2 separate regions of the Homo sapiens genome follow, and region 2 is linked to region 1. A link is a loop called in an ENCODE intact Hi-C map of the cell type or tissue named here. Cell type or tissue: heart left ventricle. All regions are shown on one strand. Links, peaks and the distances in the headings refer to the core of each region. The heading gives the core; the rest is flanking DNA. Region 1 overlaps HS3ST2 (heparan sulfate-glucosamine 3-sulfotransferase 2). Region 2 has its middle 150 kb from the start of HS3ST2.

The links. Peaks named below come from ENCODE experiments on the same cell type or tissue, not always from the same donor. Only the 100,000 strongest peaks of a DNase experiment are listed, where the experiment ranks them.
Region 2: it touches region 1 in a loop (2.1-fold over the local background); 4 of 110 quality-filtered maps call a loop at or near these places.

What each region holds. Positions count from the first base shown.
Region 1 is chr16:22,907,539-22,923,590 of GRCh38, forward strand. It overlaps HS3ST2 (heparan sulfate-glucosamine 3-sulfotransferase 2), which reads left to right. Exons shown (of 2, transcript NM_006043.2): 2 at 7,406-8,800. The coding sequence ends at 8,024. Among named protein-coding and RNA genes, the nearest start is that of HS3ST2, 100 kb to the left of the region's middle. In heart left ventricle, for the core only: no CTCF peak of the experiment used is centred there; a DNase peak (open chromatin) is centred at 7,713.
Region 2 is chr16:22,958,781-22,974,832 of GRCh38, forward strand. No RefSeq gene overlaps it. Among named protein-coding and RNA genes, the nearest start is that of HS3ST2, 150 kb to the left of the region's middle. In heart left ventricle, for the core only: no CTCF peak of the experiment used is centred there; no DNase peak of the experiment used is centred there; H3K27ac peaks cover 4 bases.

The DNA of each region.
Region 1 (16,052 bases), core at 3,645-11,644:
GGTAAAACTTACAAGAACGAAAGACACTGGATTTGAGGAAGAGTTAAGAATGATTCTGAAGTTTTCCTCCTTTCATGATGATATTTGCAAAAGCAGGCAAAAGAGAGAAAGAAAGAAATTTGCAAAAGCGGAGGAAAATGTTCAATTGTTGAAGTGAGGTATCCAGTCTATAGACAAGCATTCTAATTAAGAACATAGGAAAGCTTTAAGTTGGAGCTGCAGTTACAGATTTGTGTGTCAGCATCTCTTAGGTGATGGTTAAAGGCTGGGGAAGGAATGAGGTCATCCAGGAGGATCACATAGAATGACAGAAGTGGGCCCGGCTGCAGTGGCTCACACCTGTAATCCCAGCACTTTGGGAGGCTGAGGTGGATGGATTGCTTGAGCCCAAGAGTTTGAGACCAGCCAGGGCAACATGGCGAAACCTTGTCTCTACTAAAAATACAAAAAATTAGCCAGACACCTGTGGTCTCAGCTACTTGGGGAGCTGAGGCAGGAGGATTGCGTGAGCCTGGGAGGTCGAGGCTGCAGTAAGCTGAGACTGTGCCACTGTACTCCAGCCTGGGAGACAGAGTGAGACCCTGTCTGAAACAAACAAACACAAACCAGCATGAGAGAAGTGGAATGTAGGCCATTGAGAAGATCCAGAATGGTTTGGGGAGAGTTAGGAATTTGTAAAGGGGATGAGGGCTTCAATGAGTAAATGGATTAGATAGGTTGTTGGCTTCATTTAAACTTCAAAGATACCGATAAAGATCTTACTTGTGCCATGGATTGTGGTGGACTCGGGAGATACAGCTGCAAATAAGATACACCCTGCCCTGCCCTCATGTAATTTATAATCAAGTGGGGTGGGTATAGCTTCAACAGAAAATAAGTGTCTTAGTCCATTTTCTGTTGCTCATAACAGATTACCTGAAACTGGATAATTTATAAAGAAAATGAATTTATTTCTTACAGTTATTGAGGTTGAGAAGTCCAAGGTCAAGAGGCTCCATCTGGTGAGGACCTTCTTGCTGTTGGGGGCTCTCCGTAGAGTCCCAAGGCAGCACAGGGCATTACATGGGAAGGGGATTGAGTGTGCTCACTTGCTAGCTCAGTTCCACTTCTTATAAAGACACCACTTCCACTCTCATGATAAACCACTAATTCATTAACACATTAATCCTTTAATTCATTAATCCATGAATAGATGAATCCATTCATGAAGGCAGAGCCCGCATGACCCAATCACATCTTAAAGTCTCCACCTCCCAATAGTACCACGTTGAGGATTAAATTTCAACATGAGTTTTGGAGGGGACAAATATTCAAACGATCGCAAGAGGCCAGACTGTAAAAGATAGGTTAAAATTCTTGGATTGCAAGCAACAAAAACCAACTCTAACTAATTTAAAATAGTAGAAACTTACTGGAAGGATGTGTAGTAACTCACAGAATCCAGAAGAAAGGGGAAGAGCCAGGTCTCAGAAAGGGCAAGAACCTAGATAGCTGCAGGGATTTGGCAACAGAAACTAATGAGGAATCTCTTCCAGGGTTTTATATCTGATTGGAATTTCAATCTTTATGACACCTTTTTAGTCTTTGTAACACAATTGGTTCCTAATAGCCTAACTTTGGACATGCATCCCCACCCTTGGCCCATCAAGATTTTGTCCAAAGCAGGAGTAGTAGTCCTCAAGGAAAAATCTGGGGCTGTTACCAGATGTAGGGAAAATAGTTCCTGAGCAATTTAAAATAACAGGTGGGAGGAAAGTCCAAACAATGAGCATTAGATTATTCTTTCAGTAACTTTTGCAGAGCTACATAGAAAACAAAGGAGACAGAAGCTTAAAAGGGTTGCAGGGTGAGAGAAAAGTTCAGCTGTTTGCTAGCAGCTGGAAACAAGTAAGCAAAATTTAAACAGTGACATAAAGAAGAAAGATGAGCCCCAAGGAAGTCTAATCACGTCTTCCTCCAATGTGCACAGGGCATGGGAAGGTATACACAGTACCTTTGCACGTTATCATCACACAGGACTCCAACACTCTATTCCAATGACCCAAGGAGAAATAAATATTCAAGGGTGTTTTTTGGTGGGATAGAGAAAATTTGAAGTACCCAGGAGCCCTTTGACTTGTGGCATGACTACAGCATGTTTGCAACCTGATTCTTATATCTTCTTTAGTATTTGCCATTTGGTTTTGCAACTGATAACACCAATTAGAAATTAGAAGGGTGGGCCGAGTGCGGAGGCTCATGCCTGTAATCCTAGCACTTTGAGAAGCCAAGGTGTGCGGATCACCTAGGTCAGGAGTTCGAGACCAGCCTGACCAACCTGGTGAAACCCTGTCTACTAAATACAAAAAATTAGCTGGGCGTGGTGGCACATGCCTGTAATCCCAGCTACTTGGGAGGCTGAGACAGGAGAATTGCTTGAACCTGGGAGGCAGAGGTTGCAGTGAGCTGAGATTGTGCCATTGCACTCCAACCTGGGCAACAAGAGCAAAACTCCATCTCAAAAAAAAAAAAAAAAAGAAAGAAAAGAAAAGGAAAAAAGAAGTTAGAAGGGTGGAGCTTCACTTTAGTGCACAGATGGGGGAATAATGTGATACTTTGGAGATCACTGGATTTGGTCAGCATTTTCCAAACTGGTAACAAAAAGAGATGTTAATTGGTGCTTCACAGCTCTATAGTCAAGTAAGCTTAGAAAATCTGTCCTCAATTCCTTTCTTGGATATTCTTTAGTGTATTGAAGGATATTGCAAAGGAATCTGTTTAATGGCAAGTCAAGTCAATTTCCTTGTGCCAGGGAAGACATTTATTGCAACAGCCCCTGTAGAATTTGGGAAGTCTTTAAACACAGTTTAAATGCGCTGTTACACTTATGTAATTTCATCTATTCCTGTCATACAGGCCAACACCTGATTACCATATATGCCACAGTCACGATCTAATATATCCAGATTTCTAAGAAAATCCAGCCAAAGAATTCTATTCAAGTGCCCTTGTGATTGTTTGCACATAATGCAAACAATGTACTCAATACTACTTTTTTTAATTAGTTCTACTCAATTTTTTAAAAATTGTTTTTTAATTGTCTACTCAATACTAACAAATGCTATTAATTGTCCTACTCAATACTAATAAATACGATTTCAACTTTCAACCAAAAAGGGTCTACATAGACTTTGGGCCTAGAAGAAAAAGATCAGTTGTATCAGTCTAGCAATGAATTAGAAGGTTCAAGGCGCCAATGGGTGGGTTTGCAGGAAAGGTAGAAGGGGAAGGGATCTAAGCACAGGTGGATGGGTGAGCCCTTGCATACCTTGTTCTCGGAGACTAGCAGGAGGGGCTCAGGATGGTTGCACATAAGGATTAGCTTTAAGATGGAGGAGAGGCAGGTTGAAGGAGTTGAGGTGTTAGGTTGAAAGCTTATGCCTTTCTAGTGTCATGGGTGACTAGCTGCATGTTAAGGGTGGATGAAAGGATTCAGGCTGGGAGTGTATGATGAGAATTTGAAACATTTACTATGAAAAATGATGGAAAGGGCCTGAAAAGACAAATATAAGATCACTGAGCAGTACTGAGGGTTCAATGGAAGCTAGAATCCATGAACATATTAAGGATATATTTGTAAGTGACAGCAATTTTCTCCAGTGCTGTTTGGCAACCCAGGGACAGAACTGGAAAGGATAAAAGGCTGGAAGGATGCATTATTAGAGACTGGGGAGAGCAATTAGAACAGGAAAATTGATGAGGATGAAGATGATGCTATTGAAATGATTGTTCATTGGGTACAGAGAAGGTATGGAATAAAGTGAAATCAAGAGAATCCCAGATGAATTTGAAAATGGGTATAAGAAGTTTGAGACTGTGGAAAAGGTAGAAAGGGACAAGGTTGTAATCTGTAGTTTCCTGTGGCTACCATAACAAATTACTGCAAACTAGGTGGCTTAAAACAACCAAAATGCATTATTTCACAGTTCTAGAGGATAGAAGTCTGAGACCAAATTGTTAGCAGGGTTGGTTCCTTCTGACTGCTCTGAGAAGAATCTGCCCTGTGCCTCTCTCCTAGCTTCCGGTGGCTGCTGGTGGCAATCCTAGGTGTTCACGTCTTGTAGACATCTTACTTCACACTCTGCCTTCATCTTCAGGTCACCGTATTTCCTGTGTGACTCTTCTTCCCTTCTCTAACAAGGACACTCGTCATTGGGTTTATGGCCCACTCTAATCCGGGATGATCTCATATGCAAGTCCTTAACTTAATTACATCTGCAAAGACCCTTTTGCCAAATAAGGTCACGTTCAAATGTTCTGGGTGGGCTGGGTGTGGTGGCTACACCGTAATCCCAGCACTTTGGGAGGCCAAGGCAGGTAGATCTCTTGAGCCCAGGAGTTCAAGACCAGCCTAGGCAACATGGTGAAACCCTGTCTCTACAAAAAATACAAAAAATAGCTAGGAGTGGTGGTGAGTGCCTGTAGTCCAAGCTACCTGGGAGTTCTGAGGTGGGAGGATCACCTAAGCCAGGGGAGTTTGAGGCAGCAGTGAGCCCTGATGGCACCACTGTACTCCAGCCTGGGCGACAGCATAAGACTCTGTCACGCACACACACAAAAAACCCCAAAACAGAACAAAGGTTCTGGGCGGACATATCTTTTGGAAGGTCACCATTCAAACCTCTACATAGTTTTAGAGTGAAATTTCTGAGTTAACCATTTCAGAGTTAGGGAAATTGCAATGACATGACCCAACGTATGGCCATGAAAAAGAGTTGGTGAAGGGAAGAGAAAATGGAAATACTTGGAGTGTCAAAGGTCAAAGAACTGCGAGGCCAGGGTATTGGGTGGAGATAGTGATAGGAGCCAGGAAGCAGAAAGCTAAGAACCAGGAGTTGATATTCCAAAGGATGTGAGAATGAATGTTCTGGGGGTTGGTAAATCATAGTGTTAGTGATGCAGGGCAGGCGAGCCTTGGGGAGTTCTTGGCTTTGCCCAGGAAACAATTCAAGGGCAAGCCGGTGTTGTTAGACAAGCAACTTTTATTGAAGCAGCAGTGTACAGCAGAAGCAGAGGCACTGCTCCCTGCAGAGAAGGGCTACCCTACAGGGGTGTTGTATAGGCAGTGTATCCAGTGTAGCAGCTCGGAGGCAGCTCTGCAGTCATATTTATACCCACTTCTAATTACATGCAAATTAAGGGGCAGATTATGCAGAAATTTACCACCCTACAAAAAGGGTGGTAGCTTCCAAGTCATCAGGTTGTTGCCATAGAAAGGGATGGTCACCTCGGGGCGTTGCCATGGCAATGGTAAGCTGACAGGGCACACAGGTGGGCGTGTCTTGTGGAAAGCTGCTTCTTCCCCGCCCTGTTTTAGCTAGTCCTCAATTTGGTCCTGTGTCCAAGCAAGCCCTGCCTCCGGAGTCTAGACCCGCCTCCTACCTCATTAGGATTGGGAAAGGTGTTTCTCAACTCTGCCTTCCCATTAGAATGAGCTGAGGAACTTTATAGAAGTATATCCCTTCCCTGAATATTTTGAATCAGTTGTTCTAGGACAGAGCCCAGACATGTTTATTTAAAAAAGAAAGAAAGAAAGAGAAGAAAGAAAGGAAGGAAGGAAGGAAGGAAGGAAGGGAGGGAGGGAGGGAGGGAGGGAGGGAGGGAGGGCGGAAGGAAGGAAGGGACTTCTCGGGTAGTTCTAACGCGCAGCCAGGATTAAGAAAAATGCACGTAAGGGTCAACTATGACCTTCATCAAGAAGTAGCGGTTGGGAACCAGGGATGCTCCCGTCCATCAAGGCCTGAATGAGATGCTCCTGGGAAAGAGACTTCAGTGCTTCCTCCCACATCCCTTAAGGTCTCAAGCAGAGCCAGGAAATTAAAAAGCAAGGGAAAGAGAGGTTACATAGCCTGACTCCTGACTGAGGTCCCAAGCAGCCTGGAGTTCTGTGCTTGTTCAAGCCTACACAAAGGATGTATTTCAAATGTTTTTCAGCAGAAGACGTCAGAACTCATATCTAAAACAGTTGCTATTCCTGCAAGACAAGACTTTTTCCCCAAAAAAAGATTTTCTTAATATATTTGGAGAAATATCTTTTGCCAGAACAATATTCAGTGGCTTACTTTGTAATTTTTGAATATGTAATAAATGCATTAAAATTTTCAAGCAGCTTAAAAGGTTATACAATAAAAAGTAATTCTTAGCCAGGTGCAGTGGCTTGTGCCTATGGTCCCAGCACTTTGAGAAACCAAGGCAGGAGGATCACTTGAAGCTTGGAGTTTGAGACCAGCCAGGGCAACATAGTGAGACCCTATCTCTACAAAAAATACAAAAAATAAGCCAGGCATGGTGGCTTACACCTGTAATCCCAGCTGCTCAGGAGGCTGAGGCAGGAGAATCACTTAAGCCCAGGAGTTCAAGACCACCCTGGGCAACACAGTGAGACCCCATCTCTACAAAAATTATTAAGAATCAGCCAGGAGTGGTGGCATGAGCCTGTAGTCCCGGCTTCTTGAGAGATTGAGGTGAGAGGATCAATGGAGCCTGGAGTTCGAGGCTTCAGTGAGCCATGATTGTAACTCTGCACTGCACCTTGGGAGACAGAGTGAAGTGAGACCCTGTCTCTTAAAAAAAAAAAAAGCAATTCTCATTTATCCCTCATCTTCTAATTCTGCACTCACCTCAAGTTTCCTCCCTAGAAGCAACCACTTTTATTGGTAACTTATTTATCCTTCTTAAGATATACAAGCTGTATCTTGCCTGTTTTCATTTAACACTGTATGTTGGAAATCATTCCATATTAATGCATACAGATCTACCTAACCCTATTAATTGGCTATTCCACAATTTATTTAGCTCACTGTGATGGATGTTTAGATTGTTTCCAGGCTTGAAGCAAACAGGTTAAAAATTAAATAAGAAAAAAAGCCTGTAATCCCAGCACTTTGGGAGGTTGAGGTGGGAGGATTGCTTGAGCCCAGGTGTTCGAGACTAGCCTGGCAACATAATGAGACCCTGCTCTACAAAAAATAGAAAAACTTAGCCAGGCATGATGGCACACACCTGTAGTCCCAGCTACTTGGGAGGCTGAGATGGGAAGATGGGAAGATGGGAAGATGGGAAGATGGGAAGATAGCCTGATCCCAGGAGTTGGAAGCTGCAGTGAGCTGTGATTGTACCACTGCATTTCAGCCTGGGCGACAGAGTGAGACCTTGTCTCAAAAAAAAAAAAAAAAAAAAAAAAAAAAGAGAAGAAAAGAAAATCAACAAGATTTAAAGTGAGTACCTCACCAGGTGAAAGCTTTGAGTGGAACAGAGGCCAGGAGGAGGATGCAACAGGCCCCTGGGTGGAAGGGCTGATGTAGCTGGGCCTGAGGCCTGGCCCCAGGGAAACCTATTTGATGATGTATTCCTTCTGCCCACACAGGAGCCTGATGCCCAGGACCCTCGAGAGCCAGATCACGCTGGAGAAGACGCCCAGCTACTTTGTCACTCAAGAGGCTCCTCGACGCATCTTCAACATGTCCCGAGACACCAAGCTGATCGTGGTTGTGCGGAACCCTGTGACCCGTGCCATCTCTGATTACACGCAGACACTCTCCAAGAAGCCCGACATCCCGACCTTTGAGGGCCTCTCCTTCCGCAACCGCACCCTGGGCCTGGTGGACGTGTCATGGAACGCCATCCGCATCGGCATGTACGTGCTGCACCTGGAGAGCTGGCTGCAGTACTTCCCGCTAGCTCAGATTCACTTCGTCAGTGGCGAGCGACTCATCACTGACCCGGCCGGCGAGATGGGGCGAGTCCAGGACTTCCTGGGCATTAAGAGATTCATCACGGACAAGCACTTCTATTTCAACAAGACCAAAGGATTCCCTTGCTTGAAAAAAACAGAATCGAGCCTCCTGCCTCGATGCTTGGGCAAATCAAAAGGGAGAACTCATGTACAGATTGATCCTGAAGTGATAGACCAGCTCCGAGAATTTTATAGACCGTATAATATCAAATTTTATGAAACCGTTGGGCAGGACTTCAGGTGGGAATAAGCCCACGAAAGGAAAGGGCTCTCAAGGGCTCTTCTGCTCATCTCTTCCGTGAGATTTGCTCCCAGACCCTCTGATCTCCCTCCAACAAACCCTGGCTCCAGCCCCCTTTCCCAACTTGAGTTGCATCATCTTGGAACCAGGAAGCCCAGCTAAAGCCAAGAGACCAGAGAGTCCCTGCCACTAGTTTTCATCAGTCTGTTCAAGCAAAGTTGATCTGCTCCTGGCACGTCCAGTAAATTCCAGAATCATTCTCCTTTCTGCCCATAAAGGGCCTTGGAGAATTGCTTTAAGAAGAGTGAATGTTCCAATGATGATAGATATTATAAGCGATGATGGTTCTGTTGCTATGAACACAGCAGTCGGTCCCTGTCATTGTCCACCCAGGAGTGGCCTTGTTAATTCCAAGTGGCATGTATCTTCCCTCTGAGCTTCATTTCTTCAAGATGCTCTGGGTGGTGGGATGGGAGACCATCCTCAGCCCTCCTCAGACCTTATCAATTCATTGAGAGATTGCAAAGCTGAAAGCACCTCCGGCCACTCCTGGGAGACAGACCCTTTGGTGATGAAATAAACCAGTGACTTCAGAGCCTATGGTCTCAACTGTGCTTGAAAAACACTGTCTCTGAAAACAACTTTGTGATTCTCCCTGCTCCCTGTGGACAAAAGCACATAATTCTGCTGTTACGGGTACTTTGCTCATACGAGCTTTCATGTTCAGCATGCAATGGAATCATGCTTGTCCATGTGAAATAAATATGGCTCTCTCGTGTCCTTAATGCTGGGCTTTTCTCTGTAAGCTGGTTCTGCAGCACAATTCATTAATTAAACTTCTCCCAGTGCAAGAAGGCAGCTGGTGCTGGGGGTGGTCTGGGGGGTCAGGGAGGAGGGCAAGGACTACATGGGGCAGAGGCAAGGCGGTGGTGGAGATGAGGAAAGAAGTTCTTCTTGGCAGAAGCTGGGGCAGAAAGATCACATGAGATCTGTGGGGACACCCTCTATCTGAAACATAAGTCTGTGTTCATTCTCTGCTTAGAAATTTTAGATCTGAAGTGCTACACTGAAGGTCCGAAGGTTGATGGGGCATCAGATATCTTTTTGGTTGGCCAGCATGATATTTTGAAATAACTGTCAACAGTTAGAAACTGGGAGCATTCATATGTAAAAAATATGGATTTTCAGCTTCTTCTTAAAAAAAAAAAAAAAACAAGAGAGACTTGGCTACACTGAGCCTGCCCTGCAGCATGGCAACAATTGGCTGCTGCCTTTGGATGGGGCCTGCGCTCCCCAGTTTTACAACTCCCCATGTAGGCACCCTCCCTTGCTGATTTGTGCCATTTGCCAGGCTCCTGTAGGCATTTGAGTTCCCAGCCCTGCCTTGACTGTGTCTCATAACTTCCTGTAAAGCCCAAATCCTCCCGCATGGCACCCAAGATGACCCCAACTTACAGTTTCTCCTTCATCCTCTGCTCTAACCTTACAGAATGATGTGCCTTTTCTTGAGTTTTTCAAGTCTCCTTCACCTGGAATGCTTCCTTCCTTCACCTGGAATGCTTTCTTCCCTGACACGTCTCCAGCTAATGGAAACCCATGCTCCCAGTAAGACTTCACTCAAGTGTCGTTTGCTTGATATTTTTGAAGCCTTCTCCAGCTAAGCTATCTGCTCACTCTTCTGTTCACTTGGGAGCTTGTACATGACTCAATGGCAGCTTTTGTCACACTAGATTATAATTATTTGTGTAAATGTCTGCCTCCATCATAGATTTGAACTCCTCGAGAGTCAGGACTGTATCTTGCTAAGTTGTAGTAGGCACATAGCAGATGTCTGATGGTTGAATGTGTGAGAGGGTGGATGGATGTTGGAAGTCTGGGTTCGTGGATGAGGGTGTCCCAAGGAACTGCATTTCTGGGGGATGCTTCCCAGATACCTCCATGTGTCCATAGGAAGCAAGGAAGGATTGCTGAACATCTGGGGACTGCTTGGATTTTGTGTGCTCTGTCAGGCACAGTAGAAACTCCCTGAAGATCAGATTGACTTATAAGGGTGGAAGACACTAAAGTGTAATACAACAATTCTGCATCATGGCCCATCTTCCTTACCCAAGCATCTTACATGGAATCAAATGACTGGATCCATGGCATCAAGAAATCAGTTCTGCAGGTCTGCCTCTGTGCTTCCCCTGTGGATCTGGAGAAGTGACAGGGTAGAAGCCGTTCCTGCTTTGAAGTTGGGGCCCTGGCCGTCTGGTGATCAGAAAAAGGGCAGATTGTATATGTGCATTAATTAATTGCCCTTATACATTTCCCATCCAGAAGTATTTGGTGTTCTGTAACTCTGGGCCTTATAGGGGCCAAAGCCATATCCAATGGGAGACAGAAGTGCATTGAGACACAAAGGAATCACCTAAGAAAGAGTCAATGAAATTTGCTTGTTTATTCTGAAGAGATCAGTCAGAATTCATGAAAATTTTGAATTTTTCAATTTTTTGCACATAAATGCAGCTTTATTCCTTCGCATGACAAGCACATTCAGACTGCCCGGACTAAGTAAATTTCAAGTATTAATGAATAGGTATGAGTCTCTTGTAATTAGCATCTCAATCATTGTGTGCAAATGAAAGATGCTTAAAAATCCTAGTTTAAATGAGTAAAATCTGGAGTACATGAATCTGCTCAGCAAACTCTGATTTTTTTAATCCAGTGCAAATGGACCCTTTTACCCAGGCTGCCCCAGGGCAAACTTGCACAAGTTCCAAATTAGTATGCTTTAAATAGATGAAGTTTGAGTGTTCAATCTGAACTAGAAAGGCTCCTCAGGGTGTGTGTGTGTGTGTTTGGTTAGGTTGCTGAAACAGACACAAAATGGCAGTGTCTTAAAAGACTGAAATGTATTTCTCTCTTACTAACAGCCCAGAGTGGACGGCAGTTCCATGACACCAGAGACTGGAGACCCTTGCATCCTACTACATCTGCATTCCACTCAGCAGGAAGAGGGTGTAGAAATAAATGAAGACTATCCAAAAGAGAGCAAGCAGAGGTCATTGATTCAGAGCTTGCCCTAGCAAAGAGTCTTGCATTTGGCAGAAACTCACAGGCTGGCAGAACAGTGAAAAAGGTTCACACTGGAAAAGAGAGAAGGCTTCAGGGGTGCCTGATTGGAGGTAGTTGGCGTAGGAAAGCTGGAAGTGGGCTCATTAGAAGTGGGGCATCCGGCTGGGTGCAGCAGCTCACACCTATAATCCCAGCACTTTGGGAGGCTAAGGCTGGCAGATCCCTTGAGCCTAGGAGTGCGAGACCAGCCTGGGCAACATGGCAAAACCCTGTCTCTATGAAAAAAAAACAAAAGAAAAGAAAAAATAGCTGGGCATTGTGCTACACTCCTGTAATCCCAGCTACTCCGGAGGCTGAAGCGGGATGATCACCTGAGCCCAAGGAGGTTGAGGCTGCAGTGAGCTGTGATCACACCACTGCACTGTACCCTGGACATCTAAAAAAACAAAAACAAAAACAAAAAAAAGGAAAAAACAAAACAAACAAAAAACAAAACAAACAAACAAAAAACGGGCATCTTATGTGATTGATTCAGAGGCATATGTGACTTTCTGTAGTTGATCCTGAGTTGGAAGCAGGGACAAAAAATGGAGAAGCTGGCAGTTATTGACCAAGTCTTGCCCATTCTGGGCCAGTTGCTGCAGGGATTGTGGTCTGGCTTCCCAAGCAGGTTGCTGAAGAGGTTGTGGGTCAGAGTTCTATTGCCATTGTTCGTTGGTACATTCAGTCTCTTAGGAGGAAAAATGGGCCCAGGAAGAACATGCCTTTTCCTTTTGAGGTTGTAACATCATTTCTACTCTCAGCATCTTCATATTGTGAATTGTGCCTCCTATGGTTGTGCAAAGGTAGTGGTACCACTTTGACTTACATCCTCTTGGGTAGAACATAGTTATTTGGTCACACTTAGATGTGAGGGAAGCTGGGAAATGTAATCTTTAATCTGGGTGTTACTATGCTGAGCTAAAAATAGGATATTCTGTAAAAGAAGGGGAGAACAGATATTGAGGGATATCTAGCTGTCTTGGCCACAGAACCTTTTCCACATAGCAAAGCCTCCAGGTGCTTCTGGTTCTCTCTGTGGCTTTGTGTCAATATGTGAGTATGCTTCTCCACACATATTGGAATGTGTCTGTACCTGTTTCAGCCCCTGCTTTCTTTCCCCTGCCTCTGTCTAGGGACAATATGGTATAGAAGCAAGCACAATTTGCTCAGACCCAATAGGTCCAAGTTTGAATCCCACCTCTGTTATTCCCTAGCTACATGACCTTGGGGAAATTATTTAACTTCTTTGAGCCAATTTTATCATCAGTAAATTGGGACATAAATTTGTACCCATGATAAGGGGTTTTTGTTGTGAAGATTAAGCAAGAAAACACTTGCCTCACACAGAGTAGGCAGTCCATTCATATTCCCTTTATTCCTGGCAGTGGAATCCACCACTGCTCCAATACTCCTGTTGGCTGAGATCAGCTGCATCTCTAACAGAACTACAGAATTGCTCATAGCAATTTCCTTCTTCCTATGAATGGGTGAATTAAATCACTTTCACAACCCAGGATCAAGTGGCTCAGTCTAAATGCTGAGCTCCAGATTCTCTGGCCAAATAAACCTAATACCTATGCCCCCTAAGGTAAGGTGCTCATTCACTCTGATTTTCCCAGTTCAGGCCCAGTTTATACCTGTTGTCCTGGCGTAATTATCAACATTGCCTCTTCGCTCTCAACCATGCCCCACTTGGGATGGTAAATCTCTGGGTGTCCTTATTGTCCCTAAACTCTGACACCAACTTATTCCTCCTAAAGGGCTAATCTTCAAGATTTCATGGCCATCTCTTTCTTATCATCCAGTTCTCAGCTCAAATATCTACCCAAAACTTGCCCTTCGTCTTCCCCAGTCACTCTCTATCTTGCAATTCTTATGTCTATTATAGCATTTATCACTATCTGACATTATATATTAGTTTACTTGTTTGATATCTGTTTCCTCTAGAGGTCTGGGAGCTACATGAGAGTGGGGATTGTGCCCATGTTTTTCAGCATAGTGCCTGAAAATTAAGCATAATTATTAAGCATAAATACTTAATAATTATTTGAGTACATGAATGAACTTCTGGGGCTCTCTAACCTGAATGTTAGCCTTTTTGATCATTGCTTAACCACAAGAATAGACCCTGTTCCTCGGCTCTATTTTCTGCCTGAGATCCCTCAGGTCTCTTGGGATCTTTATTGCCATCATTAGCCTTTGTGAGAGTTAGAAAAAGGCACTCCTCATTGGCAGATAAATGAGAAAAGGTGCGTCTTTGGGGTGGACACAGTGTTTTGAGTATACAGCATGGCGAATGGAGTACAGATTGGATATCAGCCCCCACTCTGCCCCCCAACCCCCAGGTGGCATCTTTTTGTAAGGCACAAACTGCAGTCTTGCATGGCAGCCTTGTCTGCAGTTCCTCCCCATTCACTGGGATTCCATGTCCCTGAATGCTCCAGAAATTAGCACTGGATACTTCTGCCTTTGGACATCCAAGACTCTTTCTATTTTTCTAGCTCTGCCTTTCAGGAGCTTCTCCAATTCTGCTGGTATCCTGATCCTTAGTGATTCCTCATACTCCACATTCAGTCCTTTTGGTATGCACATGTGTGTCTCTCCATGGATGCATACTTATGTGTGGGTTTGTGTCTTCTTTTGTGTATGTGTCTCTTTATTATATCCTCATAAACACTTATTAACACTCAAAACTATTCAACAAAAATTTACTGAATGTGTGCAAAAGGGGAGTACAGATGTAATGACAGCTAACATTTATTCAGTGCTTTTTGTATGCCAGCGATTGTGTTTTCCGTATCTTATAATAACTCTGTAAGGCAAGTACTATTTCAAAGTGTAGCAAAAGTAAAAGCACTGGTTGTGGTGGTTAAGAGCATGGATGCCTAAGTTCTAACCCTAGCTTACTACTCTCTTACTCTGGGATCTTAGGCAAGTTATTTTATGTTCTTGTACCAGTTTCCCCATCTATAAAACAGGGGTATTAAGAATTGTACCAATATCATAATGGTTTCATGAGGATTCAACAAATTTAATTCATATGAAGTGTTTGGAATCACACTCAAACGTGATAGCTGATATTGATGCTCTCTTCATTTTGAGATGAGAAAAGTAAGGCTTAAAAAAAGTAAAGAAAATGTCTAAAGTTCTCACACCTGGTAGAGCCAGGAGTCAAATCAGGCTCTAGTCTCAAGGCCACACCCTTGATTGCCACAGTATGAGCACTATCCTGGAGCAAGTCACATAGGAGACACATGAGACAGTGAGCAAAGTGCTATAATTGAAGCAATGCAAGAATTTAAGGTCATATAAACGAGGAGAACAACACAGAATCAGCAAGAACTTCATGAAGAAGGCCATGGAGCACCTTCCTACTCTTCTCCCACTTATGATAAATCTCTTAACCTCTTAGATGAAGTTCAGCTTGTTACCCACACAATGGATGAGTTTGGTAGCTTGGCCAGTGACAGCCCAATGACCACAACCAAGAGGGGTTTAACAAGGTGGTTTTTATTACTTGCAACAAGTACAAAGAACACCAGGGATAGTTTCCAAAGCAGTGGCCCCTTGAGCTGGGGCTGGGTCAGGTTTTATAAGCATAGGGTAATGAGGTGCAATCTGATTGGATCTTGAAATGAAGTGATGTCAGGAGGCCTGATCTGACTGGGTCCTGCCATGAGGTGACAGCAGAGCCTGATCTGATTGGATTCTGGATCCTGCCGTGTGATACCTGCTTCTCCATTCAGTCCCCACTCCTTGGTCTGAGCACTTAGGGTGCCCCCAGAAGTTGCAAGCTTGGTTCATCTGAGCATGCTTAGGTTACATGAGCAGAGGGTTTGTGGCAGCTGAGAAACAATTGACAACTTTGTTACATAAAAGTTGAACCAAATTGTTCATTGGACAGGCTTGCCCCAGAGGGACAATGAGGTTATAATTTTTCCTTAAACTTGATGAAGAACCTACTAGATGAATTTTTAAAAATGAGTAATTGATGGGATTTAATTCTTTTAACCTTAAACACTTAGGTGTACTTGCCAGGCTCCAGAGACGCACAGTTATATTGGCCTTCCTTCCTGCACCCCCATGGAGCCCCCAAACTAATGAGAATTAGAGTTGTATAAACAAATAATTACTATATAATGTAATAAGTGGAATCTATATGATGAAGGGCACAGAGAAGAGAATGGAGACTTTCCTGGTGAAAATCGGGACAGGAGGAGGTGACAGTGGAGCCCTGTCTTAAAGAATGAGAGGAATCTTCATCTTTTGGAAGAGTGTTACATGCCAGTCTGAAAAGCATCTGGAGGCATGATTGTTTTAGGTGGGGGAAATTGGGACCAAGACTTAAGGCCACTGGGCTAAATTCTGGTCACAGGATTTGGCCCCGGACCCATCTACACCATATCCCAGTCCAGGGAATACGCTCAGCTTTCCCATAGATTCAAGGTGGATCTCACACCTGCCTACCTATGCTAGGGGCAGAAATACAAACCCACCTTTCCCAGGATAAGATGGGCTGCTGGTCTCCTTCCTGTTTAGTCCCCTTCCTAGGTAGACATACGCAATCTCCTCACCCTCTCACCCCACCTCCCAATGTTCAGCACCAGAGATCTGAAAAATCAACTTAGGTCAATAAATAGTTGTCTCAGTGGGGCTCCTCACATTGTGACAATGAACTTTGCCTTTAGTTTTCTGGTAAATACTGAGAACATGTTGATTTTATCATTTGGGGGGAAAAAGCAAGCCCCCCCCAAACAACTTATAACACATTTTATTCCATTTTTCTAGTGTGAAATGAAAATATGAATGTGCCTTCTAGGAACTGTATTCCTAACTGCTTTTTATTGACAACAGTGGCTTAAATAAATCAGCAATTTAGTCTCTCAAATCAAAGAAGTCTGGAGTCGGACAGTTAAGAAGTGGTGCAGCAGCTCCATT
Region 2 (16,052 bases), core at 3,088-11,087, 51 kb after region 1:
GGGGCATCTGTGGAGAGGCTGAAGTCTACTCCTTTCCCACTCTTCCCTACCAACACCCAGCCACTCTGCTTTATAAGTACTACATAAATGTTTAATGAACATCAATTTTATCATATAGAGTATTGTGTATTAATTGGAAGATTATCCATGATAAACTGATAACTGATTAAAGAAAGCTGAAGAATATCTTTTGTACTTTCTACTTTTTAAAGAGAAGGGGAAACCTATGTAAGTAGCCATACATTTCCATATGTTTATATAAGCAAAGGAAAATATAGACAGTTACCATACAATAGTTTTAACAGTGTTTATTAGGGATATTAGTTTGGAGACGGGTAGAAAAGATTATTAATTTTACTTTAGATGCTTCAATTGCATCCATTTTTTAACTTGTTTCAACGAGCACATACAACTTCTATAATTCAAATGTTTAATATTTAAATTAGGTTTGAAGCGGCACCAAATTGTAGTATGCTGACAAGAGCCCACATCTCATTCATCTTTGACTAGATATTGTTATCTTTTAAGATTTTTTTTTATTGTTTTTTGTTTTTGTTTTTTGAGATGGAGTCTCGCTCTGTTGCCCAGGCTGGAGTGCAGTGGCATGATCTCAGCTCACTGCAACCTCTGCCTCATGGGTTCAAGCTATTCTCCTGCCTCAGCCTCCCGAGTAGCTGGGACTACAGGCATGCATCAGCATATTCAGCTGATTTTTGTATTTTTAGTAAAGACAGGGTTTTACTGTGTTGGCCAGGCTGGTCTTGAACTCATGACCTTAGGTGATCTGTCCACCTTGGCCTCCCAAAGTGTTGGGGTTACAGGTTTGAGCCACTGTGCTGGGCCCTTTCTGCAATGTTTTCATCAGATTTTGTTGTCAGTTATGCTAGCTTTATAAAACTATTTGAGAAACATTTCTTCCTCCTCCTCCTCCTCCTCCTCTTCTTCTTCTTCTTCTTCTTCTTATTCTTCTTCTTCTTCTTCTTCTTCTTCTTCTTCTTCTTCTTCTTCTTCTTCTTCCTCTTCTTGTTCTTCTTCTTCTTTTTTGCTCTAACTCTTCTAGGAGTCTGTAAATAACCTGCTCTTTGCATGTTTAACAAAACTCATCCATAAATTGTCTGAGCATACAATATTTTGGGGAAGTGGGGTTTTGTTTGTTTACAACTTTTACTATTTCTTTCAGGGCTACTTGTCTATTTACATTTCCCACTTCTTTCTTTAGTCAATTTTATTCATTTGTATTTTCCTTCAAAAAATCTAGTTCATCTAGTTTTAAAATTCATTTGCATTATCTTATAGTATATCCTTTGGTAATTCTTTTAAAATAGCCTCTAAGTCCATAGTTCTAACTCCTTTTCCATTCTGAATTTTGACTATTTTCTTATTTTCCAGAGATTTGTCTATCTCACTGGCCATTTAAAGAACCAGATCTGGGATGTAGCTATCAATTTTTATTGGTGTTAGGTTTTCAGATTCAATGTATGATTCTTTAAAGTCCTCCTTCCTGCTTTGCTTAGGTTTATTTTGTTCACCTTCTCTTTCTAATGCTTGAGGTCAATCTCATTTCACTTATTTTCACTTTTTACTCATCTAATGACTAAAATATTCAAGACAAGTATTTTTCCTGAATTCAGCTTTAGCTTATCCCATAAAATCAAAGATGTTGATTTCATTTCTACTTTCTTTGAAATGGTTTATATCCACAACTGAGTTTGTAAGAGACAGTTTTATGGTTGTTTTTTAAAGAACTGTTTTAAAGATTATTTTAAATTAAAAGTAGGTTCATTATAGAAAATGAAAAGAAGGGGAAAATTGTCCAGAATTCTACCACTCAGGTGGCTGCATATGTCTTTCCAGTCATTTGTGCCTATGGTTGCTTCTTTCCTTTTTAAAAAATTGTATTATCTATTTTATCTTAAAGGCCACTTTGTTCCTGAGACATTATAAATGCCATTATTAGGGCCTCTTGCTAGTTTTGAAGGTTGTGACATTTTGGGGTCCCATAGTAACTTACCTGAACACAGATTGTCAGGCAGATTTTAGGAAATTTCATTGATATCTTTTTTCCTTCCTTATGAGAGTCAGAAAGCGAAACTGTGACAAAGATTTCATATGAGAACATATCACTCTGCCTTCATCTCCCCTGAAGAACTTCATCTCCTTCTCATCAAGCTTGAAGACAAAGAGAGCATGAAAAGGTTTCCCATGCCCTCCTGTCCAGGACCCCCGGCTCTTCCCTAGCTTCCCATCATTTACATCCATCTTCTGTCAACTGGACAAGTCACATCACTTCTTCTGAGCCTCACTTTCTTCATCTGTACAATAGGGAAAATAGTAGTCCCTGTTTCATATAGTGGCAGTGAGTTTTAAATAAAATAATGCTCATAAAGCACTTCACACAGAGCCTGGCACATAATAAGTACTCACTAAATGAGAGCTGTTGCTGTTGTTGTCATTACTCCCACCCCTTTTCAAGCACACAAGATGAATAAAGAGCTCACTTCTCAAGTGAGACTCAGGGGGACCTCAATGCCTGCTACTCATCTGCAGTTTTACAAAAGCAATTAAAGCTTGCCTGTGATTGTGTGTCTCTTGATCGTCCTTGAAGCTGAGATGCCCTATTGAAAGAGGAAGTCAGTGCCCTTCCCTGCATTCTGGTGCTGTTTATTATGCCAGAAAGGCTGCTCAGGCTCATTACTGCTGCAGAATACAGGCCCCCAGGGGCTGAAGTGGAGCCGGATAATTACCAACAGATCCCTAATACGTATGGACTCAGTGGAAACAAGTCAATCAGGAACACGGCATTTATGTCTAAACTATTCCCATCCATGCTCAGGGGCATGAGAGACTGCTAATGAGGGCCACACTTCTGAGGCTGAGGGCCATGACCATTAGCTCCACCCTGAGAGCTCTGTGCCTAAAAGAATCCTAACAAGTGGATCCTCTCTAAACCTCCTGTGTTAGTCTATTTAGTGTTGCTATAAAGGAATGCCTGAGGCTGGGCGGTTTATAAAGAAAAGAGGTTTATTTGGCTCATGATTCTGGTGGCTGGAAAGTTCAAGACTGGACATCTGCATCTGGTGAGGGCCTCAAGCTGTTTCCACTCATGGCAGAAGGTGAAGGAGAGCTGGCTGTGCAAAGATCATATGATGAAAACAAGATGCTAGAAAGAGAGCAAGGGGAGGTACCAGGCTTCCTTTAACAACCAGCTTTTGCAGGAACTAATTTAGTGAGAACTCACTCATCCCCAAGGTAGGACATCAATCTATTCAGGAGGCATCTGCCCCCATGACACAAACACTTCCCATTAGGCCCCACCTCCAACACTGGGAATAAAATTGCAGCATGAGGTATGGAAGGGATAAATATTCAAATTATAGCATTGTGCCCCTGGACCCCCAAAACTCACATCCTCCTCACATGCAAGATACAATCATTCCATCCCAACAATCCCAAAAGTCATAAATCATTTCAGCATCAACTCAAGAGTCCAAAGTCTCATCTGAGACTTAAGGTAAGCTCCTTCCAGCTGTGATCTTGTAAGGCCAAAAACAAGTTATTCACTTCCAAGTTACAATGGTTGTACAGGCATTGGGCAAATATTCTCATCCCAAAAGGGAGAAATCAGCCAAAAGAAAGGGGTAACAGGCCCAACGCAAATCTAAAACCCAGCAGGGCAGACATTAAATCTTAGAGCTCCAAAGTAATCGCCTTGACTCCATGCCCTGCATCCTCAGCATACCAATACAAGGGGTGGGCTCCCAAGGCTTCAGGCAGCCCCACCCTGATGGCTTTGCTAGGCATAGCCTACATGACTACTTTCATGGATCAAAGTCTAAGCCAGAGGCTTTTCCCAGGTGAGATGAGAAGTGGCCGGTGGCTCTACTATTTTGGGGTCCTGATGGTGGCCCCATCCCTGCAGCTCTGGTGTACAGTCCGGGTGCCCAGGCAGGAACCTGCCTCAGTAGTGGAGTCATCACTAAGAGTTCCCACCTAGGCAATGCCTAGTAGAGCTGCATAAGCCTTGCAATGCCTCGTAGAGCTGCATAACAGATTCCACATAAGCCTTGGTGGCTTCCACCTCTGAAATCTAGGTGGAAGCCACCAAAGCTTATGGCTTGTGCCCTCCAGAGCAGTGGCTCGAGCAGTACCTGGGCTGCTTGGAGCCAAGGCTGAAGAAGAAATGGCCTGGATGCAGGGAGCAACATTCCAAGGTGGCACAGGGCAGTAGTACCCCAGGCCTGTCCCCTGAAAGCATCCTGTCCTCTTAGTCCTCTGGGCCTGTGATAAGAGGGGGAAGCCTCAAAGTTTTCTGAAATGCCTTCAGGACCTTTTCCTCATTGTCTTGGCTATTAGCACCTGGCTCTTTTTTAGTCATGCAAATTTTTTTAGCAACTTGTACTTCCCACCAAACCCTTGAATTTCTCTCCTGAAAATGCTTTCCTTTTCTACCACATGGCCAGGCTGTGAACTTTCCAAATTTGTATGCTCTGCTTCCATTTTAATTATAAAGTCTGCCTTTAGCTCATTCATTTGCTGCTGTAATTCACTGTAAGCTGTTAAAGTAATCATGTCACTCCTTGAGTGCTTGGCTGCTTGGAAATTTCTTCCACCAGGTATGCTTGGTCATCACTCTTAAGCTCAGCCTTCCACAAAGTCTAAGGTCATGGACACAGTGCAGCCAAGTTCTTTGCTACAGTGTAACATGGGTAACCTTTGCTCTAGTTCTCAATAAGTTCTTCATTTCCATGTGCGACCTCTCTGGCATTGCCCATAATTTGCTTTGCTTTGCTTTGCTTTGCTTTTTTTTCTTTCTTTTTTGACAGAGTCTCGCTCTGTCACCCAGGCTGGAGTGCAGTGGTGCAATCTCGGCTCACTGCAAGCTCCGCCTCCTGGGTTCAAGTGATTCTCTTGCCTCAGCCTCCCTAGTAGTTGGGATTACAGGCACCCACCACCAAGCCTGGCTAATTTTTGTATTTTTAGTAGAGGCAGGATTTCACCATGTTGGCCAGGCTTGTCACAAACTTCTGACCTCAAATGATCCACCTACCTCGGCCTCCCAAAGTGCTAGGATTACAGGTATGAGCCACCATGCCCAGCTGTATACTGTCTATATTTCTATTAGCATTTTGGTCACAACCACTTAACCAGTCTCTAGGACGTTCCAAACTTTCCCTTGTCTTCTTCTGAGCCCTCTAAACTCTTCCAGGCTCTCCCCATTACCCAGTTTGAAAGGTACTTCCACAATTTCATGTGTGTTCCCCACTCTTCTTCCCCACTGAGAAGACTCATTTATTTTTTTGAGATGGAGTCTCGCTGTCACCCAGGCTGGAGTGCAGTGGCACGATCTCAGCTCACTGTGGGCTCTGCCCCCCCCCGGGTTCATGCTATTCTCCTGCCTCAGCCTCCCAAGTAGCTGGGACTACAGGCGCCTGCCACCTCACCCGGCTAATTTTTTGTATTTTTAGTAGAGACGGGGTTTCACCATGTTAGCCAGGATGGTCTCGATCTCCTGACCTCTTGATCTGCCTGCCTCGGCCTCCCAAAGTGCTGGGACTACAGGCACGAGCCACTGCGCCCGGCCGAAGACTCAGTTTTCTGTCTTATTCCGTCTAGTGTTGCTATAAAGGAATACCTGAGGCTTAGTAGTTTATAAGGAAAAGAGGTTTCTTTGGCTCACAATTCTAATGGCTGTAAAGTTCAAAACTGGACATCTGTGTATGCTGAGGCTGCATCCATTCATGGTGGAAGGTGAAGGGGAGCTGGCTATGCAGAGATCACATGGCAAGAGAGGAAGCAAGAGAGGGAAGGATCACCAAGTTCCATTTAATAACCAGTATTTGTGGGAACTAATAGAGTGAGAACTCATTCAACCTAAGAGAGGGTATTAATCTATTCATGAGAGATCTGCTTATAAATATGCTCTGCTTCCCTCCATGACCCAAATGCCTCCCATTACACCCCACCTCTAACACTAGGCATAAAATTGCAACATTTGAGGTTTGGAGGGAACAAATATCCAAACCATAATACTTCCCAAGGGCTGATACCAAGGGTGAACTACAAGGCAAACTGGTTTAATTTGATGTCAGAATCTTCTCTGACTTCTGACCTGCCCTCTCTAGTAATAAATCTGCTTCTTTCAGAAATGCCACATTTAAGGGAACTCTGAAGCAAGCCTCCCTCCTTTTCATCTTTCTTTCCCTCTCCTGCTCAGCTCCACTTCTCTTCCTCCATTATTATCACAGGTAGTGTAATTTTTAAAATCAGCAGTGACTTCTGAAAGCCATCTCACCTCCACTCACCAATTCTCTCGGGCTGCAGCATTGCCTTGAGCTAATGTGGCTTCATTTCTAATGTTTGCTATCAGTACGGCATGCAGGCACACAATTAAATCTAAAAACACAGTTGATTAGAATTCCTGACAGATTGCCTCCTCCAGAAGTAAGAATTTCAGTCCACAAATTAGAGGTGCAGTAAATCGAGCCTTCTGGATGGTTCTATAGCTGATCCTTATTGGTATCCCAAGCCCCATTTGCTTTGAGTGGTGAAAACACGATCTCAGCTGCTCAGGGAGGACCCCTACTTGTTCCCCGGGTGGGAGGGGCAAAGGAACCAAGTGCCAGAGGGTGAACTGGTCCCTTATCACTGCCTGCTGCCCACGCTGGCATGCCCCAAGCTACCCTGCTCTCTTGCCTTGGCCATCGTCCATCATCCATGCATAGTCCTTGCTGAGATCTGCTCATCCCCACAGCAAAGTCACACTGGGTCCAGTCAACCAGGTATTTCCAAACCCTTCTCTCCAAATAGCAAACAGTCACATGCTTCTCTGCTGTACCATCCCTCCTCTGGAGCACTAAAACCCACTAACTTGATGGACAGGAAAAGCAATGACATATGGGGATCCTTGGCTAATATCTAAAATGATTGCTCCCCTCCAAGTGTTACAAAGGGAAAATGGAAAATGGTTGAGAGTCAGTCAAGCCATCTGATAAGGAAGACCCCTATCACTTGGGAAGTGTCTGTAACACAGGTATGACAATTTTGGACACAGCTGCTGCTCCTGAAAGGAACATGATAGGGTGAATCAGTAGAGAAGATATTACCTGTGGACATTAGCACCAGGGAGGGAGCTTCATCTGGACTCAGGGCCAGCAGTGGCTTTCTTCATCCCAAAATTCTACAGAAACATAAAGCATACCTATGAGGAGGAGTAAATAATTCCACAGAGGGAATTAAGCAGCAAGACTTTTTTTTCTCACCTAAGGCTGTAGTTGCATGTGTGATTATGTGTCACCCAGGTAACAGTTGAGTCCACCATGCAGTTGAGTCCACCATGTACCTGCCCATCCCCACTCCTGGATTGCAATTTGCTTTTGGAATTAATTATTTGTTTGTCAATACCTACAAATTATGGCAGACCTTGTGCAAACCTCAGAGGCAGCTAGGGCTTCTTGGGCTCCTGTAAATCTATAGCCTGACCTGGAAACTTGAAGGCAGTTCATGCCACCAGGCAGCTCTGTCATTCTTGGCCATCTTACAAAATGCAAGCAGCTTGGAGCATTTATTCTCTGGAACTTTCTCATCCCCACAGTATCCTGAGCTTCTTCCTCATCAACTCTTCCAAATTCAAGCAAAAAAAGAAGTCCATGGCATCTGGTCGTATCTCCCTCCAGCCTCATCACTGACATCCAAAACCTCCTCGACACTCCCCAGCAGCTTGGGTAATTTCAGTGTCTATGGAGAGGACCTGTCCAACAAGAGGCTCCCTGTTCTTTGATGCTGCAACTTTCCCCATTTCAACCAAAGCCATGCCTAGAACTTCTTGGCATCTCTTATAAGTGTTCCATGCCATAAATGCTCAATTCCCCAGCTGCAATATCTTACCCTCCCCACTGCTGCCTCGTGCGTCAATGACATTGAAGCCTTTAGGGTCTTGTCCTTCTCTTTTTCTCAGACTGTGAACTGCTAAGCTTCACATTCTTCCCTAACCAGCCTAGACCCCACAACTCCCCATTTCAACTACTTGCTCGCTACCCACACTCTCAATCCCCTTGTCCCTCTGTCACCAACTGCCTATACCCAGAATTTGTTCAGGCTGCTAAACACCTCTGCAGAAACTCCTATGGCCAATCAGTTCACTGTCACTACAAATACATGATCTCCAGCATCAGCCTCACTCTTGAGCCTATCTATCTAGGGATCATTTAAAGAAGGAAATCAAGCATAAGTATGTTTTGGTTTACTTGTCAAGCTCAATTAAACCTTTTAGCTTCCCTGAAATTTTGATGCTTGTACTTAGGAGAACCTGAGGCAAAGGTAAGATCAACCTTTGACTCTGACCGAAGTAGTAGTAAGGTCCTTTCTTTAACAGATTCTGCAGGTTACAGCACTGCAGCCATTGTTCCATTTAAGAGACCACAATCCTTGCCCCAGGGACAGTTTCAGAGGCTTCTGAAATCAATTCCTGACTATGCTGCAGTGGAGATTGCATTGGAGATTGGTGATAGCATTTCTCACAGACCCCCTCATTGATCACTGTGTCCTTGCACTGTGACCTATGGAAGCAAAGGGTTGTTCATGCATGGAGAAATCAGCATTCAGGGCAGGAGCAGCCCACATGTCCAGAGGTGTTCTAATCTCTACAGTGAGGAGGGGCTAGTCTCTTTGACAACAGATCTCCCTATCTTTAGAAGCTAAGAGCAAATCAACATCTTTGCTCATGAACAAAATTTACTAGCCTGATCCATGGAAGTGGTGCATGAGGCACTCATAAAGAGTCAGCCTTTTCCTAGTAGGATGAGCACGTATAACCCTTTTTATGAAATGCATACAGCTCATTGCATTATAATTCCTTAAACAATGAGACAGCTGTGCTATCTAGATCTAATTTAGCTCTAGCTGTCAGGGCATGAATTAATCCAGCCCTTGGCCCACATGGCTGCCTTGATAAATGCCTGAACTATGGCCTCACCTTGGTGGCCTGTGTGGCCTGAGTGATGGGGCTCACTTGGCTTGTCTGCTTCTAGAACTCACACTGTGATGTGGTCACTCACCCATCTCCCTGTCAGCAAATCCCAGGCACAGGAAATGGGAAATGAATAGCATGGGAGAGCTCAATCTGGTGCAGTTAATGGGAATTATACTAATTGATAACCCAGACCAGAGTTCCAGCCATACTCCTATTTTCCATTTGGAACTAAATGAGATAACAAAATATAAAGGATTTAAAACAGGGCCTGGGACATAGCAAATTCTCAGCAATTGCTAGTTGGGCAATAAAATTAGACAGTGTAGTGTGGTGGCTCAAAGCATGGACTCTGGAGCTAGATTCTTTTGCTTAAAATCCAGCTCTATGGCTTGTAAACTGTATGACTTTGGTCTAGTTACTTAGTGTCTTGTGGCTCAGTTTCTCTTCCTTGAAATGGGAATAATAATAGTTACCAACCCATTAGCTTGTTGTGGACAGCACTTAGCACATAGAAAGCACTTGATAAGTGATAGCTACTTTTATTAACTAACTGATAGAAATGAAGGGCCTTTTGGAGACTGTCTCATTGTCTTCCATTTTTTTTTCCCTATTATTTTATCCCCGCCCACCTTGCAATACCCCAACCCAGCATCAACGTACCCTCTGCTGTCTCTGCTGGGGCACTGGGGAAACATTTTCATACCTCTTTAGCTTGGCCTCTGTGATGGATTAGAAATGAATACAAATTCTTTGAAACATCTCCCTTTGGAAGGTAGAGCTTAATGCCCTGGCCTATAAATCTGGAATGATCTTAATGACTTGCTTAGCCAATAGAATGTGGCAAAAGTGATGTTATGAGACTTTCAGGACTAGGTCAAAAGCAGCCTTTCAGCTTCCGCTTGGATCTTGCAGAAGGCTTGCTCTTGGGATGGACTTTCTCAGAAACCAGCCTCTAGGCTGCGAGAAGCCCAAGCCACATGAAGAAGCCATGCACAGGCAGCCACAGAACCAGAGCCAAATTCCCAAGTGTCACTCAGCATCAACTGCCAGACATACAAGTGAGCCATTTTTTATATCTGGCCCAGTCGAGCCTTCACATGACAGCAACCCAGCTGCCACCTACCTACAACTGCACAAGAGACCCTAAGTAAAAACCACCTGGCTGAGCCAAATCAACCCACAGAAACTTGACAGATCATACTAAATAGATGTATCAGCCATTATGTTTTTGGATGGTTCATTACAGCAGAAATAAATAACCAGAACAGTGTCCAACCTGAAAGAGGTTTTCAGTACCCCTGGATGTCCTCCCACCTGTCTTTGCACCATTCCTTCCTCCTCATCTGAACCTTCACCCCTCGCCACCTGCCCCTCCCTTTGCAGCAGTGCATCTCACGGTACAGATTAGAGTTTAGCCTGCAGAAAAGGCAGGGAGAGGAGGATTGCTTAGAATGCCCATGGGGCATTAAGGGTTGCAAATCTCTCAGAAATCCAACAGCAGGAATCACTCCAGCCAAGTGGATGAGGCTGGGAAATGGCAGGTGAACAGAATTCAAGGAAGTTCGAAGTATTTCTCTTCCCCTGCTGTCATCCACCATACATTCCAAAAATACTTGCCAAGTGCCCATTCAGGTTTGCTCTCAACTCAACCCTCCAATATGTGCCTCTCTTGGCTCTTCACATCTTCTGATGCTTCCCACCAGTGTCCACATCATCTACACTTTATCTTTAGTTTACATTATAAATCCTGTTGCTCCACAACTGCCCCTTGTTCATGACACACACTTTCTCCCTTGCAGGGGCCCTATTCAATGTGATGACCTCTCAAAATGCAATTTGGCCACTTCAGCTTCAGCTTAATGTCCCAGGCCAAATTCCTGAAAGCAAGAACTGATGGGCCACCCCTTGGGCCAAGTGTCTATCTCTGGTCCGATCAGCATTCAGAAAAACACACGTGGTTGTGGGGTGTTTCCTAATAGGAAGGGCGGACAGAGTGACAAGGCAGGTGCTTGGAAAGCATAATGACTCAGTGATTCTTGGCACAACCAACTTCCCATCTCAGGTTTTTTTTGTTTCCTCCTGTGTAGAATGAAATTGTTCCATCAAGTGGGTGGAAGGAGGGATTGCACCTGGTAGATGTTCCAGAATCTAAAAGTAGTTGAAGCCTGTAAAGTTTGGGAAAGAATACCTGCTTTATTTTTCAATCCTCAAGCAACCCTACCCAGTAGCAACTGGTATTATCTTCATTTTACAGTTGGGGAAACTGAGGTGTGGCAAGATTAAGTGGCACATTCAACTCACACAGCCAGTAAGTGACTCAGCTGGGACCCAGACACAAATCTGCTTGCCATCAAAGCCTGTGTTCTTATTCATTCCCTGTACACCCTTTATCTATGCCACAGTCTGTGTGCCCAGGAGGAAAAAAATGATATAAAATGAAAAGGGTTGAGAAATACTAGAACAGTCTGTAATATTTCTTTCAGCACTCCATCTTCCTCTCTTATGCTGTAATATTTTGTTCTGTTAAGCATTTCAGGACACCAGCGGCCTGGTAAGTAATAATGAGCTGGATGTAAACCAAAGGCCTCAAGGAGAGATGACTGCTCACAATGACATCTCCCCCCATGGGACAGTTTCACGATATCACATAACACAAGGGTGGGGAGATGCCTCCATCCCTTTCTATTAATACCATTCAGTGGAAATTTTAAAGAAACAGGACTTCATCAGCTGCGTGGGTGGAAAACTGGCCAAAGGACTTAGTCTCTGTAACCCTGAGCGCCCTCCAAGGCTGTGCATTCAGAGCATGTCAGGCCAATGAGCACCCCCATTAGCTGAGCAGCCCCTCTAATTAGCATAGCCCCTGAGGAAGGAGGGCAGAGGCCTGGGTCAATGCAGAGAGGGTCCTGCCCTCCCTGTGGATCATGGTCTGGAGACCAGGTTTCACAGGGTCTCCAATGTGCATTTGAATGTCTTGCTCTGTGCTGTCACTCCCTGGCTTGAATACAGATTAACCCTGCTGAAAGACAGCAGCTGCTGCAGGGAGGGGGCTGACTGGAGCCTAATGTCTGCCAGAAGATGGAGAATTCCTCCACCCAGGGGCTCTCAGCTGGGGCTCCCTGAAACTAGAACACACTTAAGATATCAGTAACAGGGGATGGCACCCAAAACGAGGGAGGAGCGCATGCTTATGACACTTAGCATTCAATAATTTCCAGAAAAACTTTGTAGAGGTCTTTACATTTACCAATTTTGTTCAAGCAGTTTTTGTTTTAATTACACATGGCATAGGTGGTGGAAATCATCATCTTTCATGATAGCTGTGCTCATGTATAGCAGTTACTATATCCCAGGCACCATTCTGAAAATTCTTAAAATATTAACTCATTTACTGTGTACATGAATGCTGTAAATTACATAATCCATTTTTGTCATTATTTCACAGGTGAGGAAACTAAGACACAGGCAGGTTAAAGAACTTTTCTTTCAGGCTAAACAATTAAATGATGAGGCTTGGATTTAAACCTAAACAAGGGTGCATTGCGGTTTTATCAGTTAGCTTCTGCTATGTAACAAACATCCCAAAACTTAAGGGTTTAAAATGGCATGTTTATTATTCTTAATGATTATGTAAGTGACATGGTTCTTTTGGTCTGGGTCATCTCAGCTGATCTCTTTGGTCAGCTGGCAGCTCTACCAGGGCTGGATGGTCTAGGACGGCCTCATCCATGTGTTTGGTGGGTTGGCTTCAGGTTGGCTAGGGTGCTGGGAATGACTTGGCTGTGTGTCCCTCATCACCCAACAGGCTGTCCTGGATTTATTCACATACGGGTGTCACAGGGTCCTAAGATGAACAAGAGAGGGAAGATTCTCAATAAGCAAGTGCTTTTAGAGCCTCTGCTTGTGTCATATTTGCCAATGGTCCATGGGGCAAAGCAAGTTACCAGGCCAGCCCTGAGTCAGTGTGGGAGGGGAATACCCAAGGAATAAATAGTGTCTATTTTTACGATCTCCACAATAGTCTGAAATCTGAACCATTCATTTGTCTGCCTCATAGGCTTCTAATAGTCTTAACCCAATTTTGGTTCTCAGCGGAGCCCAGAGCAGGAATAATTGAGAGAAAAATTTCAACTATTTTCCGAAAGGGGTCACATACTCCTCACCCATGCCCAAGTCATTCGTGCCTTTCTTCCATTGCCCCCACCTAATTGTCATCCCCGCCACCACCACCACCATTGTGCGGAAACAAAATCTGATTAAGTGCTCATGGATGGAAAAGAAAATGGATTGTGATTCAGGGAATTTGAATTTAGTTACTCGAAACTAGCTGTGGGACCTCGGGCAGGTCACCTCGATTACTCTGACCCTCAATGATTTTTACTTTTTCAATGTAATAGCCCCAATTTTTCTATAAACATGAATTCAGTTCCCACTGTGTACTAGGCATTGCACTGAACAACACAGATACCATTGTGAAAACAGACACAGTCCTTGACTTTATGAAGCATATAGCATAATGGGATAAACAGATGTTTATCAAATAATCTCCATAATGGCATATAATTACAGACTGAGATAAGTGGTCTGAAGGACAAGAGCCCAATTCTATGAGAAGTTACTACAAAGGAGTCTGGTGTAGACCATGAGAGAGGAGCATGAAGGAAAGTCCCCGTCAAGTGAAGGACAGTTGAGATGAAATTAACTGGGAGGACCAAGGCAGATGACATTGAACCCAGAGTTATTGGGAGAAAATTCTCCATAGATCTCTTGTATTTCTGCATGTTTCGAAAGCAGAGGGCCTGTCTGCCTTTGTCTTGGGCTATATTTTCAAGGATATTTGGAAAACAACCTTGAAAGATAGAGATGATATCTTCCTCTACAGTGATGGGTAGGCATGCTCACTGCCCAGTGTAGAAGATTCAGTTTCCAGCTGGGTATGGTGGCTCATGCCTGTAATCCCAGAGCTTTGGGAGGCCAAGGTGGGAGGATTGCCTGAGGCCAGGAGTTCAAGACCAGCCAGGGAAACATAATGAGACCCCGTCTCTAACAAAACAAATTTTTTTCCAATCAACTGGGCATGTACCTGTAGTCCTAGCTACTCATGAAGCAGAGGCAGGAGAATTGCTTGAGTCCAGGAGTTTGAGGTTACAATGAGCTATGATTACATCTACTGCACTCTAGCCTGGGCAACAGGGCAAGACCCTGTCTCTAAAAAAAAAAAAAAAGAAAAAAGAAAAAAAAAGAAAAAGATTCAGGTTCCCTTTTCACATCACACTTTTGGAACTGGGGCTTAGAGAACCAACACAAAAATGATGATATTCTGGATTCTGCTATTGCTATGAGTCATAAACTATCCTTTGTCTCTGACCCAGGTGTCTCATGTCTTTTGCAGCATCCTTGAAGTTATGGCCAACTAACAGGTTAGCTTGCAAGGAAGCTAAAACTCAGATCCTTCACAGTTCTTAATATTTTCAGGTTCCCTGAAAAAAGTGACATACAAACTGGAGCTTAAAGGATGAATAAAGCAGGAGGACAGAGGGAAGGAAAGGAATTTTAGGCAGAGAATATATGCAAAGACTTGGAGGTGATGAAAAGCAAGGACACACCAAACAAAATTTGCTCAGTCTAGCAGGACTACAGAACCTGGTGATGAAATGGAAAGAGATGAAGCCAGAGGGGTGGGAAGGAGTGGGAAGATGGTGTTTAGGTATGTTAAGCAGGGAGACTTTATCCTGAAGGCAAGTGTAAACCACTGAAGGCTATTTGGGGCAGACTGGACTCAAAAGACATTGAGGGAAATTTTGAATGCCCTCTACCACCTTAGCCTCCAGAACATTTTCTACCTCAATACTGCCCATGAAATAGCCTTGGTTGCAACTTAGGTTGGCATAGCAACTGATGATGTGGTTGTTTTCACCACAGCTTTATTTTTATTATCTCTATATTGTCAAGCTGGCCCTAAGTGTCTGGACAATCACAGAGCACTGGATGTGGGGAAGAGAGCTAGAAAGCCAGCCTCCCTCTGGCTGAAGAGTGAACAGCAAAAAGAGGTAATTTCTTTTACAAGACTGAGACCACTAACCAGTCCTCTGTGGCCTGACTAGTGACTACTTGTTTAAGCCAGTCAGGCCAGGCAAAATAACCTCTTCCCTGCAACTTATGCAATACATAGTGAGAGATATTACACTTGGGGCTTCAGAAAGAACTAATTTCTCTTATTTGAGTGTATGTGGGATATACAGTATATTTGAGTGTAGAGTCAGACCACTTGGGTTTAAATCCTGGCTTTATGACTTCAGGTAAATGAATTAATCGCGCTGTGCCTCAGTGTCCCTACCTGAGAAATGGGACCTAGTTCAACAGGCTGCCATGAAGATTACACATTAAGTGTTCAGAACACTGTGTGGCACCTTATATGCATTCAAGAAATATTGACTATCATTATTAGTGTTTATTTGAAATATATCTCCTCACAACCTCTATCGTTCAAAAACTTCAAATATTTACATCATTCCCAATAGAGTAGGTATCATGCAGCAAATTAAACACCTGTAGCTACTGCATCATTTTCAAAGAAACTCCCTCTTAGAGTCCGTGGGAATCACTAAGCTTTGCTATTCAAAACCTGCCAAAATACCATTGAATGGCCCTACTTCAACACAATTTGTTGATGGCTCCCAAGTACTTACAAAGTTTTCTTCCTGAGGGAGACCTGGGGCTTGTAGATTATGGGGCTCATCCACAATTGCTGGTGCAACCCAGAGTCTTTAAACTGGGGAAGATCCACAGAACATGAAAAGCAATAAACTATTGTTGTTTTAACCCACTGTTTCAAAGTGGTTAGTCAGGAAGACACAACTGATAGAGGGAACAGACAGATTCCTCGCGACGCCTCCAGAGATTCTGACTCATGAAGTCTGGGGTAGGGCCTGGGTAGCTACTGTTAACTTATCTCCCCAGGTGATTCTAATTTACTTGGTTTCCATCAGGGTTCCCCCCAACCCTTCCTGATGATAAGAATCACCTGGAGATTCCTAGACCCTCACCCAGGCCTTCTGAACCAGAAAGTCCAGTGGGGAGCTCT